Regions from separate parts of the Mus musculus genome. Here region 2 is linked to region 1. The links are chromatin loops, found by intact Hi-C in ENCODE. Cell type or tissue: left cerebral cortex. All regions are shown on one strand.

Region 1 (8,000 bases):
AATAGCATATCAAGAATGGCTAACCTCACAGAAGGGAGCAAAAATGATCTCTTGTAAGATGCCGAGCATGCCCACGTTTAGGAAAAGCCCCCTTGGCTCTCGTCCACACCTAACAGATACAGGCAGGTTGATAACTGACTTGGGGAACAACCACGGTCAGCAGAAGGTGGAGAATGAGAGAGAAGACCGAAGGAACAGTGACAGTGACACTTAGCCATGACTGACCTCCAGCAATAGAACCCAGTCCAAACCTGTAGGCTGACTCTGCGAGCTGCAGAAGAAAGGGCCGAGCAGCATCACCCGAGGCCTTCTGCTTCACGCGTGCCATAAGCAGGAAGCAAGCAAGCCGAGAAAAGAACAGAAATGCATACGGTCACTTAAAATATCACTCGCTGGACTCTCAGTCTCATATAAAGCAAATACAAAAAGGAGAACTCGGTGCAAGTCCATCAATTCCTTATTAATAAAAGTGTTTGCTGCTAAGCATGGCTGAAATCATACTGAGACATATAATCACCACGTGAAAAATAACATTATAACCAATTTTCAAGTGTTCAATTCTCAGAACGATCATAAAAATGTCAGTGTAAAAACTTATCAAGGAGACATCATTCTTGATTCATCAAACTGGCTTTTTAATTTGAATTTTTGTCTTTGTTTTAAGTGGTAATACTTGGATTAGTAAGAATTATTAAAATGTTGTTCTCAAACTCACTGTTAAAGCAAATATGAGCTTTTGAAACTATAATGACATACACTTAAGTTGAATTTAAACTCTGATGCTGCGATTCTTACTTAAAGTTACTGGAGAATGACAGTGAAGCACAGGGAAAAAAGGAGTCGGCTCTTTCAAAAGCAGCACTCAGTGCAAAACTTCTGGAGCTACACTAAATGACCAATGAGAGAGGATTAAAATACTGTAGTGGTGAGCACAGAGGCACATCTTCACTCCCAGTGCTTAGGAGGCAGTCAGATCTCTGCGATCTGGGCCAGCTTGATTTACATAGCAAAGCCAAGCAAACCAGAACTACAGACTCAAAATTAAATAATAGAATACCATCACTCTTAAAAACGAAAGTACATCATTTAAAATGGTATCCTTAAAGATCAGATGTTGGTAAAGAAAAACGTTCACAAAACTCTTCCTTTTTTTTCTTAAATTTTTTTTTTAAGATATTTTCTTCATTTACATTTCAAATGCTATCCCGAAAGTCCCTCATCCCCCACCCCACCCCCACCCTGCTCTTCTTTTATAAAGAAAATGTGAGGAGTGGGAAAGATGGTTCAGTACTTAAGAGAACAGGCTGCTCTTCCTGGGAATCCAGGTTCAATTCCTGGCACCCACACACATGGCTGCTCACAACCTTGTGTAACTCCAGTCTTTGGGATCTGATGCTTACAGGCATGCGTGTGTTACACCCATGGACATACAAAGAAGGCAATACATTTTAAAAAGGAAAGAAAACGAGCTAAAGGCGCATGACAGGTGGGTAGGTGTTTGTTATATTCCTTTTGTATTTATTAAGTGTTTGAAATATTTCATGGCATTTTCTTTACGTGTGTGAGTGCTTTGCCTGTTGTATATATATATATATACCACATGTGTATCCAGTGCCCATGAGGGTGCAGTATCTCCAAAGCAGGAGTTAAAGATGGTTGTGAGCCACCAAGTGGGTGCTGGGAACTAAACCCAAGTTCTCTATAAGAGCAACAAGTGTTTTCTTTACAGTTGAGCCCTTCATGGTATTAAAAAAAAATTAAGAGAGTAGAATATGAAGGCTTTTGTTGATGGTGTTAAAATTGTTTGTGGATATATATGTATATATACATATATATGTACTATATATACATACATATATATATATATGTATGTGTATATGTAGATATGTATATATACACATATGAAACTAGTATGATATTTTGGCATCTCTATCACCCAGTGACACTCAAAATGTTTATGATGGTCATACTGAATAGATGAATTATAGTTGATAGAATTTTCCTTTTTTTTTTTTTTTGGCCATCTTCCTAAAATTCATATTTCAAGGCAACCAGATAGTTTGTTGTTGCTTTTCTGACCTGTTATCACTAGTATTACTGAGGCCAAACTACTTTTAAATATTGTACTACCCTGTCTGTGTAAATAAAATATTAACTTTGTCACACAGAGTTGTCGAGTGAGAGTGACATTCAGTCAGCACCTAATAACACCTGTTGAATGAATAAATGCATTTAATAAAACTTGTTTTCAGAAGGCTCGATAATTAACATCAGTGAACAATGAAAACAATCACCAACCTCAGCTACCAACCCACTGAATTTTAACTGCTGTCAGGGCAACACAATTCCAATACAATGAGATCATTTGAAATCTTCAGTCATTTAACTGAAAACAGCTTTACAGAGAAATATGCATGTCTAAGAAGGGAAAACATTTCTTCCACAAATTCCATGCGTTGTCTCCAATTCCACCCCTGTAGTCTACCTTCATGGTGACAGATGCATTCAAAGAAAGCACACTATTTTATTTACATGCATGAGAACATGCCATACTAAAGATGCTCTGGCCTCAAAATAATGAATGAGAGTATTTTGAAGATGTTAAAGGAAGGAACCTGCCATTATTGCTAATTCTTCCTGGAAAGGACAAATATGTTCTTAAAATGACACGAAGGGTAAAAGCGTCCATCTGCATGGCTCCCCACAGGCTGTAGGGTGCTAGGATATGCAAAATGCTCATGCGTAGAGCACCTGACTTGCTTGATCTTCCAGGTGCAGTGGGGGTCATGTATTAAAAAAAAAAATCACCCTAGATTTCAGGTAGGTTTGCCATAAATTGCTCTAAACCTCTGAACACCGGCCAATCACTTCCTACTGTAAATCTCTTCAAATTCCTCCAACCCTTTCGAGGCCAGTACCAGCAAGCACCCATTATAAGCCCCCTCAAAGCTGCAGAGGGCACACAGGGAAATGAAGAGGTGCTGCTGCCAGTGGGGAGAGCAGGGGAGATCTGAAACAGTCCCTCTACTTTCCTTAATCCCCAAATTTCTACAATAGCTGGTGGCATGCAGACGAAGAGATAATTACCTCAGACACAGTGTCTGAAATCAAAGGGAGGAGAGAGCAAGGCTGCTTCCTCCTCTGCCCAGGATTACACAGTTCGTTCTCCTGCACCAGGGGGAATGGCTTCCTCTTTTAACCACAGCCAGCTGGTTTCCCAGAGGTGCCTAGTTAGGATTTACCGAGCACACACCCACTCCTTCCATTTCCATGCCGCACACAACTCGCTGCTGCCCTTGGGTGGGAAGGAGCTAAAGTGGTGGTGGTGGTGTGTGTGGGGGTCCTGGCTCCAGGCCTGACAGTCCTAAAAATGCAGCCAGCGTCAACCCATTGTGGTCAAACTGGCGTCGCTGTTCAGACCCAGAGCTCCAAGCCAAAAACAGTTAAGTCTCACAAGATTCGAAGATGGCTTTGCCTTAAAGGAAGTCCTTTTCTTAAAAAAGAAAAAAGAAAAAAAAAAAAAAGACATTCTGTCTGTTCATGGATTTATTTTACAAGCACCATGCAGGCATAGCCCATGCAATGAAGGCATGCTCTCTCAGGCCCAGCTACAGAGCAAGGAGGTCCTGTGTCTTAAGTTTCTGACTCCCACAACTTTGAGACATGGGCTTCTGTTAACCATAAAATAAAACCTAGCATTCCTAACATTGTTTCCACATAGCTTATGAATCCTTTCACAGAGAAAATAGGTCTAAAAGCCTCTGAACTATGACTCCAGACTAAACAAAATTATCTCATTTCGATACTCAGAAAAAAAACGGAAGGCATGGCTGTTAGACAACGCTCTGACAGTACCCCACTGAGGTGCAACGTTATCGTTCATTTAGCAATGCCAGATGCTGCTGGGGACAGTCACAAGAGCAAGTGCTTCATGCCCATATCCCTCAGTACCAGATGTGAGGAAGAAAAGAACTACTTGTTTTTGGAGTGTTGGGATTTCCATTGTTGGGGCCACAGCCCCGTCTTTCTAAGAAACACATGCTCGTATCTGTTCACCAGAAGGTTGCTCAACAACTCCCCTTTCAGCCTCCTCAAAATGCCTGAATTTGGGGACCAGAATTGGAAAAACAGTTAAGTCAGAAACCAATGCTGGGAATCCAATGGACGTGCTAGCGGCCTGGGTATCTCTGGAAAGCACCAGGAGAGAAGTCACTCCCACCACTCACCTGCCTCTGGGCCTCGGCCAAGTTGAAGGGTAACATTCCTTCCTCTAGAGGGGCGATCCGCTCAATGTCTGCTAAGGTCATGCGCCTGCACGGAAAGCAAACAATGATGAAGTCCCAGATTTCTTAAATTTACATTATGGAATTCTAGAACTTTCCTTTTATCACTTCCCATATTTCAGTGTGGGCCTTCATTATTTGGTTTCTGTCTTTCTTGCTGAAATCTCCCTACACCTAGCTCCTAACCTTATTTTATTAAACTAACTTTAAAAAAAAAAAAAGCAACTTACCCCCTCGGCTCATATAAATCTGCTAACTGAAACAAGATGTCAACTTCCATGGGTGTAACCTGACCAAACTTCTGGGCTGCCAAAGCGAACTCCTCTGTATGGAAAAGAGAGAGAGAGAGATTCAGAAAGATCGACGCTAAATTCGGTGTTCAGCCAAAGCGCTGGAGGAGTGCACATCACCACAGTTATCATGAAGTCATCCCAGCTCTTTCTCCCACTTGTTCAAAGGATGCAGAACTCCATTCCAACCACCACTGGGAGTAAAGCCATGTGAATGCTCTAACAAATGACACCGGACGGGATTCAAACTACACTGACATTTCAGATACCCAAGTTATTTTTCTAGGTTTTTTTTTTTTTTTTTGTGAATCCTATTGAAATGCTGATAATTTCTTCTTCAAGTTCATGGATCATATTATGCTATCATCAATACAGGTTTGTGGGACCCACATGTGTTTTTGAGGTCCACTGACCGTTTAGCTTAAGTTCTTGTAAAAAACAAAAAGATTCAACAAATCCTATATCTTCACTTCATTCAAAGGCTGTTTTCTGTTTTTCAAAAACTGAGTGTACATTGCTTTGTTTGCTTTAGTTTGTCTGATCAAGGTCTGGAGGACACACATCACCAATTTTACCAGTATGAATGGGATAGCAAATTCTACTATAAACTCCAGACTGCCTTCTTCACTCCCTGTCCCCTGCTCCCTAAGACACTTGAAACAAACATTTTGTTATGCTCACTCACCCTTAGTCACCTCCACGTCTTTCCTGTTGCCAGCCAGAGTACTGTAGATCTTCCTAATGAGTTCCATGTTGTTAAGGAGCGAATTAAATCCATTAAAATAGGAGAAGCTAACTTGATGGGACCTAGTGCCTCCAGCAGCCTTGCCAAGTTGAAAACAAGAGAGAGATGAAAAAAAAAAAGATAGAAAGGGCAAGAGGTTACAAAAGTACATATATTAATCACTGTTTTGGAACTAAAGGGGAATGAATATACAAAAAAAAATCACAATATTTTTCTTTCACTTTAGAAAAAAAAAAAAAGCTAGAAGTGAATTTTAAAAGTGACTGCAGATAATCATGACCAGGACTTATACAAGCCCTGGAAAACTAAATAAATACATGTGTAGGATTATAACAGGACCAGTAGTCATTTACAGAGTTCAAATTTCAGTTGGAAATGTTTTATAAGTTGGTTTATTTCATCTAATGAGCAAATCTTAAGGCCTTAAACATAGAAATGATAGCACCCACTTGTTCATGCATGCAAAACTGCATTATGTTGGTGCAGACATACTCTGAGAAGCAGCTAACGCATCCTTAATATCAAAAGTTGTCTTAATACTTAAACCAGCAATAAATAATCACTTAAGTCCCGAGACTTTACATTGGTGGACTAGCTAAAAGAACACGTGTGCTCTGGTAATATTTGAAGATGCCATGTGCCTATGGGGGTCGAAACTGATCGAAGTTCTAATAATCAGAATTTTTAAACATCTTTCTTCTCTGTGAATGGAACTTCAGTTTGGGATTTCTAATTCTATCCGTCCCTAACAAGGCAAAATATTTTTATTAGGAAAGCGCTTTTTTAAAACAGCCACATAAATCTTCCCTTAGTAATCATTCAAAAGAGCTGACATGAGAGGTCACCTGGGAGGGGCGGTGCGGGGGGTGGAGGGGATTGACATGGAGCCAGAATGGGAAGGGCCATGTATTGGAAATGGAGCACCAGGAAACGGAGAGACTTGAAAGGTCAGCACTGTGGGGAACCCAGATGGCTGTGAACGCACTCACAGTCCAGCAAAGGGAGAGTTTCCAGAGATGTGGCTCCCAAAGCGCAGGAATCAGCTAGAAGCTTTAACATTTAGATACTGAGATGTAGCTGCCCATCGGTAGTGAAGCGAGACCTACAGGAAACCTGGATTCCATCTGTAATGATCTTCCCTGGTGGTCTAGATTGTCCGTGGCCAAAGCCTGGAACCACTACCGAGCATGCTTCATGACACCTCTGAGTTCCAAGAGGCAGTAAGGACATCAGCTGGACATCCTTTGGGATGGGATAACTATGACACACAATGGCAGGGATCTGCCTATCACAAGTACTACTGCAACCCCAACAGACACCAAGTGACAATGAGAAATGTAAGCTTTAGACCTTCGGATCTATCTGTGACTCCAACCAGACAGCCAAGTGTGCATGTCTGCAGAGGTGCCTGCCTGTGTGTTTCTTTTTCCTTAAATTAGAAACACAAAATCAGCAAGTTGACATATCTTAAAAAATAAGGCAAAATGAAGATGAAGTCATAAATTATTTTTGTTGTTCCTCTTTCTTTGTAATTAGTTACTAACAGATGGACCCCATGTATTTATGAATTCTACCTATGCAAATGGAACCAAACAGAATTTTGCAAAGATTTTGGGCGGGGATTACATCTGCACTGAATATGCACAGATGTCTTCTGTTGGCATTATTCCCTGACCAGCACAGCAAAACAAAGACTTAAAAATACTGCACTAGATATTACGAATAATCTAGCCATGATTTAAAGTAAGAGAAAATTCATGCACATTATATCCAAAGAGATGTCACTGTGAAGAAATGATCTGAGGGCCTGCAGACTTTAGCATTTGATAGGACCCCGGTACAAGCCTCCAGGGACAGTAAGAAACCACTGAACACATCCCTGAAACACACAATGCAGACAATCAATGAACCTACCCACTAAAATGAACCAAGATATATTTTGGTTTGCAAGGGTGATAATATACATGATCACGTTAGGGTGTTAAACAAGGACTGCTCTTTATTATTCCCGTTAACTTGGCACAAATTAGGGAGAATAAACTACTTCATTAGGACAATGCACAACTTACAGCTACTAGACATTCCTCAACAAAAGGCGTCAGGACATGGGGACGGATGGTGACCATGATGTCCCGGAAGTCAATGGCTGAGACTTTGCCTGTCTTGGCATTGTCTCGTTGCACAAAGGCTTGCTTCGCGTGCTCCAACTGTATTTCCTACGGTTAGAAAAGGTAAGACAGTTAATTTATGTCTCTTTCTTACTGCAAATGACTGCTCATTTTTAAATCAAACAAAAGAAATAGGCCTACATCGTGATTTCACAGGCCCCACCTGCCTGTTTAAATGCGTCCCCCTAAACTACATTTTCCTTTGAAAGAAAAGAACATTTTTCAGAGCAGTGAATATAAAGTTAATAAAGTACCCTGCATTTTAAAGCTTACACTCAGCAGGAACAGAGCCAGGCATGGTGGCACAGGTCTGTGATCTCAGCCCTTGGGAGGAGGGGTGGGGAGATCAAGTTGAGAGATTGTCACAGACACATTGTGACTCTGATGTCAACCTGGGCTATATGAGAAAGCTCTGTGTCTAAGTTACTGTTCTAATGCTATGAAGAGGCACCAAGGCAACTCTTATTTAAAAAAAAAAAAAAAGCATTTAATTAGAGGCTTGTTTCCAGCTTTA
Region 2 (8,000 bases), 770 kb after region 1:
CCCACTCGCTTCTGCGAAGCACCCTTCTATGGGTGCGGACAGCGTGGCCCTCATCTACCACCCAACTTGGCGCCCGCGGGGTTACGGATGCCCTGGGTACCTGCCTCCCGCCCCCGCGCGCCTACCTGGCTGGCTGGTGGCACTCGGGACGCGGTTGTAGGCGCCGCCGTACTGGTGGTAGGGGCTGGCGTAGCCGTAGTCGGCATAAGCCTTGGCCGGGTAGCCGGCTGCGGAGCCGTTCACGCCGTGGTACTGGTACTGGTAGGGGTTGAGCGCTTTGCCATAAGAAGCAGAGGTAGGAGAGCAGTAGCCGTGCGGGGCGGCCCCCGCGGGACTGTAGTAGTCAGAATCGGTGGCCGAGGACTCGGGCAAAGTTGGCGATTCCTGAGACGGGTGGTGCATGGCGGCGGACGTCGGGAACGGAGCTTGGAAGTCGCCGGATCGGATGCTTGGGACTCTTCTGTCAAACACTCCTGTCATAGCTCCCGGGCGGTGGCTGTTCTTCTACTGCGGCGGCCGCTGCTGCCTGAATTGGCTGTGGAGCTGCTCTGGTCTAAGCAGACATGGCTGTGGGAGCGAGGGAGGAGGAGGAAGAGGAGGAGGCGGCGGCGGCGGCGGGGAGGAGGAGGAGGAGGAGGCTGGGAGTCGTGGAGGCTCTGTCTCCCGCAGGCTGACTGCTGGCTGAGGCGCAGCACAGCCTTGGTTAAATCCTTAATTGCGCGCTTACGCACAGCGGGGTGGATCGGGTTCCATTGGCCAGGGCTTCGGGAGCAGAGCAACACCCTAACTCGTCCAACTAGTTTTAGCACAACAAAGCATTGCTTAAAGAGAGAGAGAGAGAGAGAGAGAGAGAGAGAGAGAGAGAGAGAGAGAGAGAGAGAGAGAGAGAGGCGTACAAGGAGAGAGAGAGTGTGTGTGTGTGTGTGTGTGTGTGTGTGTGTGTGAGAGAGAGAGAGAGAGAGAGAGAGAGAGAGAGAGAGAGAGAGAGAGAGAGAGAATATGAGTTGTTCCCTGTTGGGGGAGGGAGGGTCTCAGTCGATCTCTTTTTAGTGAATAGCTTCGACAAACCAAGCAGTCCCAGGGCCTAGCTCCGTGCTGTTTGAAGACAACGTGTTCCAATCAGCAATCTCAAAAGTACAGTTTAGAGGATGCGGTTCTTGATGCTCTTTTCTTGCTCCACACCTACCAGTCCTCTCCCCCCTCCTCCGACGGAGACTGTAGGAGAGAGCACCGCTGTGGGACTGTGTGCAGAGGAGGAGCAGTGTTAGATGGCAGTGAGAACAAATGGAGAACAGCATTGTCTTAGTGGGATGATGGGAAGCAAGTTGCAACTAATTTATGTTGAAAATTTGTAAACTGGAAAACAGTTGGACACGCAGCAAGCGCTTTTGCAGAAGCCCCTGTTTCTCAGGACTCCACAGAGATGTCCAAGAATCTAGACGTCCCCAGTGGCAACTGAAGTCTTTACAGGGACTGCTGAAAATCAATGTCTTTCATTCCTGAATACCTTGCCACTGCCTGAACTCTCTTAGTTGGCTTTCCCAGAGAGCTGAGCAGCCTTTTGGTTTTTTGCTCAATATCCTCGACTACTTGGAAGCTTCTAGAATGGCTCTTGTCTCAGTTCAGGAGCCAGATTCCTGCAAACGTGAATTGATTTGGGTGTGTGACCTATAGTGTGCCTCCAGACCAAATGGAGTATGAAGACCGAAAAGTAGGCAAGGAACCAAGTCCGCTTGGGAGATGGGGTTTCGATCATGGACGACCCTCTCCTGGTTCCATTACCTACATCCACTCCAATCCCCCTCTCAATTCTTGAGTTTGGGTTCTGTAGCATCCCCCATTATTTCCTGCCTACTGAGCATCTTCGTTTATGTACAAAGGGAGCAGGGTTCAAGACTCATACACTGGCCACAGACCACCAGAAGAAGTTTATTTTGTCAACATGGGCTTTTCCTCTAGTTATGATTGAGTGAGGCCTTAGGAATGTGTTCTGATCCTCACTCAATGCTGTGTCTACTCCCCTCAAAAATGAGTTGTATCCTATTTTGGGCCTCCTTTTGGCCAGGAACCTGGGAGTGTCATTGAATGTTCAGGGTGGAATCTTCTGGTTCCTCTTCTGGTTCCCCTTTTGCCAGGGGAAGAAGTGAAAATCTGCCTGAGTTTTGTCTGAGGTTACTTTGTTCTTGTTTTGGCAACCAAGGACTCCAAGCCTCTGTCAGAGAGCTGGAAGCAGGAGGTCAGTCCCTCTCTGGAATCTGGAGCTGCAACTGGAAGCAGCAACACGTGCCTCAGGTGCACATGGGCCCCATAAACCCAGGCTACTGTTGCTTTTCCTTGGCTGTACAACTTCAGCTTTTGTCAACAACGAGAGGGAGCTAGCATGCAGCAGGGCCACCCCTTTCTTCATCTGGAGTCCCTACTTGCAGCCTTGGTGTCTCTAGATTTCCCTTCTGACACAGATGTGTGGGTTTAACAAATGTTTGCTGTTCCTTGACACTGATCCCTTGCCTTTGATTTTCATGTGGCTGTCCAGGCTCTAGATTTGCACTGAGTGTCTTCAAGGAGGCAAACGTACTGCTGACCTTACTGGATTATGATTGCGGTCTGCTCTAAAGATGCTCACCTAATCCATGGGGCCTTACAAATCAATGCCTTGAGCTGGTCAAAGTGTTCAGAGGTTATAAAAAAAAAAAGTGCAGAGAGATGGGTGATCCCATCACAGGCCCCAATTTTATTTACTATAAATTTAAATGTAATAACCAGGAGGAAAAAGGTCAGCATGGTCATTATCGCCAGAAGGAGTCTAATAGTTCTCTTAAACCTTGGTGAGAAGGCAGCTTCCCATGACCCTGATACTGGAAACTGCAGATATACTTCATGTTATATTGGTAAGATAATTCTACATCTTGCTAGCATTTACTCGCTGCTTCCTTTTCTCAGTGGAGATATGCATTTACACATATGGATGTACACACATACATTATTGCACATGTCTGTATATATTACACATATATACACATATACGCATGTAAAGATATATTACACACAAAAATGTATTTATGAACAATGAAATATATATATACATATATGAATAATGAAAAAGGATGGGTAAGGAGAAAAGAATGCGCCATCTCTACATATAACCTGAAGTGCTGAAAGACTGGCCTTTATGCAGATGTAAACCTGTTGTAGTAAGTCCAGTTCAGGGTGAAATCACCAACTTGGAGCCTCTTTGAAATTCACCAATCTCAACTTTCTTTATGGCTTTTCTGAGTTGAGTTTTGTCACTTTCCATCCTTTCCTTAAATACAGTCAAGTAAGGGCCACTATAGACAGCCTCGAGTCTGCTCACAATATGTAGTCCTGTTTCCTTTCACAAGGACACTCCCTGTGTTCTGTGTGCTGCAGGCCGAGCTACAAGTCTGGTCAGCACTTTTGGAGCCACACTTTGGGTTTTTTTCTGGCCAGGGATGTTAATTTTGTCAGTTCTGAGGAGGTGGATCTGACGCCATGGCTAGGGATAGTACACTAGTGCTTCTCAAATCCCAACTGACGCATCGGCGGAGAAAGGATCCCATAGTATCACAAATTCCTCCAGCAAAGCTCCCTGCTGAGACATGTAGGGAGCCTGTAATTTCTTTGGGTAGCTGAAGTTTGCAAAGGGCTTGTGGCGATGGGGGGGAAAAGACCCTAAAGAAGCGCAAGCCTTTACCACGAGCGCCACCCAGTGTCCGCCAGGAACAGTGTGGATTCAGCAAATGTCCCCAGCTCAGAATCACTCAGGCTGGTCTTGAAAGGCGGTCATGTTTTGTCTCAACTTCCAATAAACCCTTTTCTCCATACCACGCTTTTTCCTTTCTCTCTTACATAGTTGTGAGGCGATTGGAGGACGTTGAGAGTCATCCTCTTTCTAGACAATCTGAGGCAGCACTCCCCTTTCCATGCAAATGAGGGCCAGTCAGGCTTCTGCTGGAGAGTGGTGCCACTCTGAGTCAACAGCGTAAACCCCACGGAAGGCGAGTTTGTACGGGTATGCCATTTTATATATTTTATATATTCACTTATTTAGATGCAGAACCTCATGTATCCCAGGCTGGCCACGAACTTTCTGTGTAAAAAAGGATGGTGTGGTGCTGGCCATCTAACTCAGGGTTTGTGCTTGCCTCATCTGTCAGCTGAGCTACCCCTTCCCCAGTAGGTCAGATAAATTAATGGCAATATTAAGTCTTTTCCCTTTTCTGCTCCATCTGAAAATCTCTTTAAGTGGGAATAGAGCATCCCTTAACTTTGAGTGTGAGACTCACTTCAATGCACAAAAAAAATCTAAGGTTTTGTTTTTAAAGATGGGAACTTTATATTACATTTTACACAGCATTCAGATACAGGATTGCATAATATATGCTGGTGTTACACATGCACACTTGATGTAAGCAAGGCTGTCTTGGATATATATATATATATATATATATATATATATATACATACATATATATATACACACACACACACATATGTATATATATGTGTGTGTGTGTGTGTGTGTGTGTGTGTGTGTGTATGTGTGTATCAGGGTCACATCTGCTTTTTTTTATTAAAGTCTTGTGCTTTGTCTTTTTCTTTATTTGCCACGGAGAACTGCTAGCAGGGAAGGTCTCTGTTGTGTTTTTATTGATCATGATTCATGGAGGGCGTGTTTGTTTGTTTGTTTGTTTTTGTTTGAGACAGGGTTTTTCTGTGTAGCTCTGGCTGTTCTGAAACTTACTCTGTAGATCAGGCTGGCCTCAGTCTCAGAGATCTGCCTACTTCTGCCTCCCACATCCTGGGATCAAAGGTGTGTGGGCATGGATTGTGTATTTATTTATTTATTTATTTATTTATTTATTTATTTCACAGATCTCAAAAACAAGACTGATTGGGTCATGCGTTCTGTGAAGGCAGATCTGAGTAACCACTTTATTTCAATAACACCATAGCTATCTTTGAGATAGAGCACTATGATTGCATAATAACTTAGTAAGTTATTAAAGGAATAGCTCTACACTGTTCTGTATGATGGCCATGTGACTGCAGTTCTATGGATCGATATGATTAGATGAGAGTAGTGACTGGGAAAACTAAGGAACAAACTGCTGATCACTGATGTTGGCGATGCAAGTGAGTGGCCTGTGCTACCCACTCTGGTCAAAAACTGACTCTCTGAGGTGGTTATGAGTTAGCAAAACCATTTAGTCCCCCATCTACGATCAAAGTTTTTGTTTTATGTTTATGAGGCCTAGGCCAAGTCAACACGTTCAGAAGCCCATAGGAACTGACAATTAAGCCACCTTGGGAGGGAGAGGGGGAAAAAAGGAGCCCAAAAGAGCAGTAGAAGAAACAAAAGGAAAAATTCTTCCTGTTTGAAAACTAATTACAATACCCCCTTACCTTTGCTTTAAAATATATATGTCTGGAGTTAGAGATTGTCTTCAACAAAATAACTTCGAAGGGCTCACGATTAGATAATTATATAAATATTCTGAATAAATTAAAAATCTCCAGAGACAAAACCATTTTCCACTTAATTTTAACCTAATAAGATGTTCAGTTTATTTCGAATGATAGCGTATCATAGAGCTGTACATATTTTGTTTTTTATAATTAAGACATGAAACTGTGTTTATTCATTTAGCTTAAACATAACTATTTAGGAAAAGACATCAAGTATCCTCTCAAATCTATTCTATATGAGATGAATTTGGCACAGCACAGCTGAAAGCACTTCAAGTTTATCTAAGCAGGAAGTAAATGGGTTTCCATTATTACATGTCTTTGCAAACCAAAATCGTGGCACGTTTTTCATCGTAAGCTCAGAAGATGATCTCTGTGAAAGGAAAGTTTGGCTGTGATACTATTTATATAACATTGATTCTTAAGTGTATATGAATATTCCAGTTACAAATGCCCCTGGTGCAGTTATGGAGAACGGAACTGTCAGGTGGGGATTCAGTAACCTGGGCGAGTTTAAGTCATCGACAGTGGCATACTGACTGCAGGCTTACGTTAGACTTTAAACTTCTGAGGCTGGGTAAATGGCTTGGTAAAGTGCTACCGTGCATGAATGAGAACTGGGATCCAGATCCTGAGCAGTCAGTTAAAGGCTAAGAATACTAACACAAGCCTAAGACCCCAGCGCTGGTGAGGCAGAGGGGCAGACACGGAGAGCCTGTCTGCCAACCTAGTCAAACGGCAAGCAAGTTCTAGGTTCAAATTAGATAATCTGCATAAAACAAAACAAAGGCAAAGAGATGAGTGAAGCAGATAGTCATCATTAACCCCTGGCCTCCACACAGCTACACACGCTCACATGTGTGCGCGCACACACGCATATACATCATAACACACATGCACACTCACACATGTGCATAAACATATATACATCATAACACATACACACACATGCCCGCATACACATGTACATCATAATACACCACACACACACACACACACACACACACACACACACACACACACTCACTGACTTGAGGCCTCTGTATCTTATGATATAGCAACACTGTGCAAAGATGTAGAAAACCATTTCTAAAGTCAAATCTATTCAGAGTTCTCAAACACAGTGAGCCGGGTAAAGTTTGCAGAGCAAGAGAGGGCATGAAGGTGGATGGTAGCAGCTCCCGGCATGTTGATGGCATGCTGCACCTGTCCAGGAGCTCTGGATTTGTGAATGAAAGCCATATACATACACCAGCTAATTTGGATATGCCTTGACTAGCTCAATGACTGGGCATTTCTAAACCTCCCCACGGCTAGCACACACCCCTCCGGTATTCCTGAGTTAACATCTTTTAAAATCTATATTTCATCTCTGCTACCCGTTACCTTCTGGGGAGCCATAGGGCTGTATTCCTTTCCACCTACATTGCTGGATGGTTTCTCCCCTGCAGCTCTTGATTCTGATCCCTCTGTCTCTGAGTCCTGGTTATTCCCTTTCCTTCTTTCCCTTGGTCTCTTGTCTGCGCAATCTAAGTCCTATCTTTGTCTCCCTACCCAGCCATTGGCTCTATGGCAGTCTTTATTACCAATTGAAGCCAGATGGGCGCAGGGACCCTCAGGTCTGGAAGCGAGGCTTTGGGGAGCCAAATTAAGACAAAGCATAAGAACCAATTCCCAACAGCGGATGATATAATTTTATGAAACTTCATTGCACTCTGCCCTAATTATATCATTTTAATAGACTAAAACAAACAAAAAGAAAACACAAAACCTTTTCTACAGCTGTGTTTATTGCCTTATACCTTTTATAAAGAAAAGAATCTTAAACAGGCAACCCCAGCCTGAGATAAGAGGTCCTCCTGCTGAGTCGCACAGCATAATCAAGGGAAGGCACAGTGCCCACCTGGACTCACGTTTCTCTGTTCTTGCAGAAGAAAATGAAGACAGCAGAAAAGAAAAGTCAATAGCTTCCATGAGTGCGGTGCAGCTGACGGGGCCGTGGAGCCTCTCTGAAAGCCGTGAACAGAAAACACGTGTTTCCTAGGTTCTGGAATCTTCTCAATAACCCTTGACTTAGCGAGTCAACTCTAGCGGCAGATTCTACATCCTTGCATCCAACCAACCTTCTATTGAATCTATTTCTGAAGAGAAACTATGCATGAAGAAGATGGTAGACTTTCATTTCCCTGTCATTATTCTATGGGTGTAGCATTTGCATTGTGTTAGTCAGTCTGAGGAATTTAGAAAGACCGCAGATAGATCATGTGCAAATATCATGTAATTTTGTGTAATGATAGTATGCTTGCTTGGAGGCTGGGCAGAGAGGAATGATCATCTAGTCACAGGGAGCAGTTGATTAAAATCTACTTTTTCAACATTAAATCTTTAATAATTGTTAACATGCTATGTATCAGAAGAGCACGGGTGCTACAAGCATTTGGTGATGCTTATAAGCAAATATTTGTAAATATATTCACTCATGTCAATTTATCAATACATGCTGATTCTTAAGG

What was found. A loop is a pair of places that touch in the nucleus more often than their neighbours do. Peaks named below come from ENCODE experiments on the same cell type or tissue, not always from the same donor. Only the 100,000 strongest peaks of a DNase experiment are listed, where the experiment ranks them.
Region 2: it touches region 1 in a loop (2.1-fold over the local background); 15 of 42 quality-filtered maps call a loop at or near these places.

What each region holds. Positions count from the first base shown.
Region 1 is chr6:6,109,712-6,117,711 of GRCm38, forward strand. Slc25a13 (solute carrier family 25 (mitochondrial carrier, adenine nucleotide translocator), member 13) reads right to left here. Exons shown (of 18, transcript NM_001177572.1): 6 at 7,388-7,534; 7 at 5,259-5,397; 8 at 4,514-4,607; 9 at 4,227-4,311; 10 at 226-310. Among named protein-coding and RNA genes, the nearest start is that of Slc25a13, 100 kb to the right of the region's middle. In left cerebral cortex, no CTCF peak of the experiment used is centred here; a DNase peak (open chromatin) is centred at 3,259.
Region 2 is chr6:6,881,407-6,889,406 of GRCm38, forward strand. It overlaps Dlx5 (distal-less homeobox 5), which reads right to left and starts at 662. Exons shown (of 3, transcript NM_010056.3): 1 at 126-662. The coding sequence starts at 480. In left cerebral cortex, a CTCF peak has its summit at 3,723 (motif pointing left); DNase peaks (open chromatin) are centred at 573, 1,172 and 3,629; H3K4me3 peaks cover 603 bases.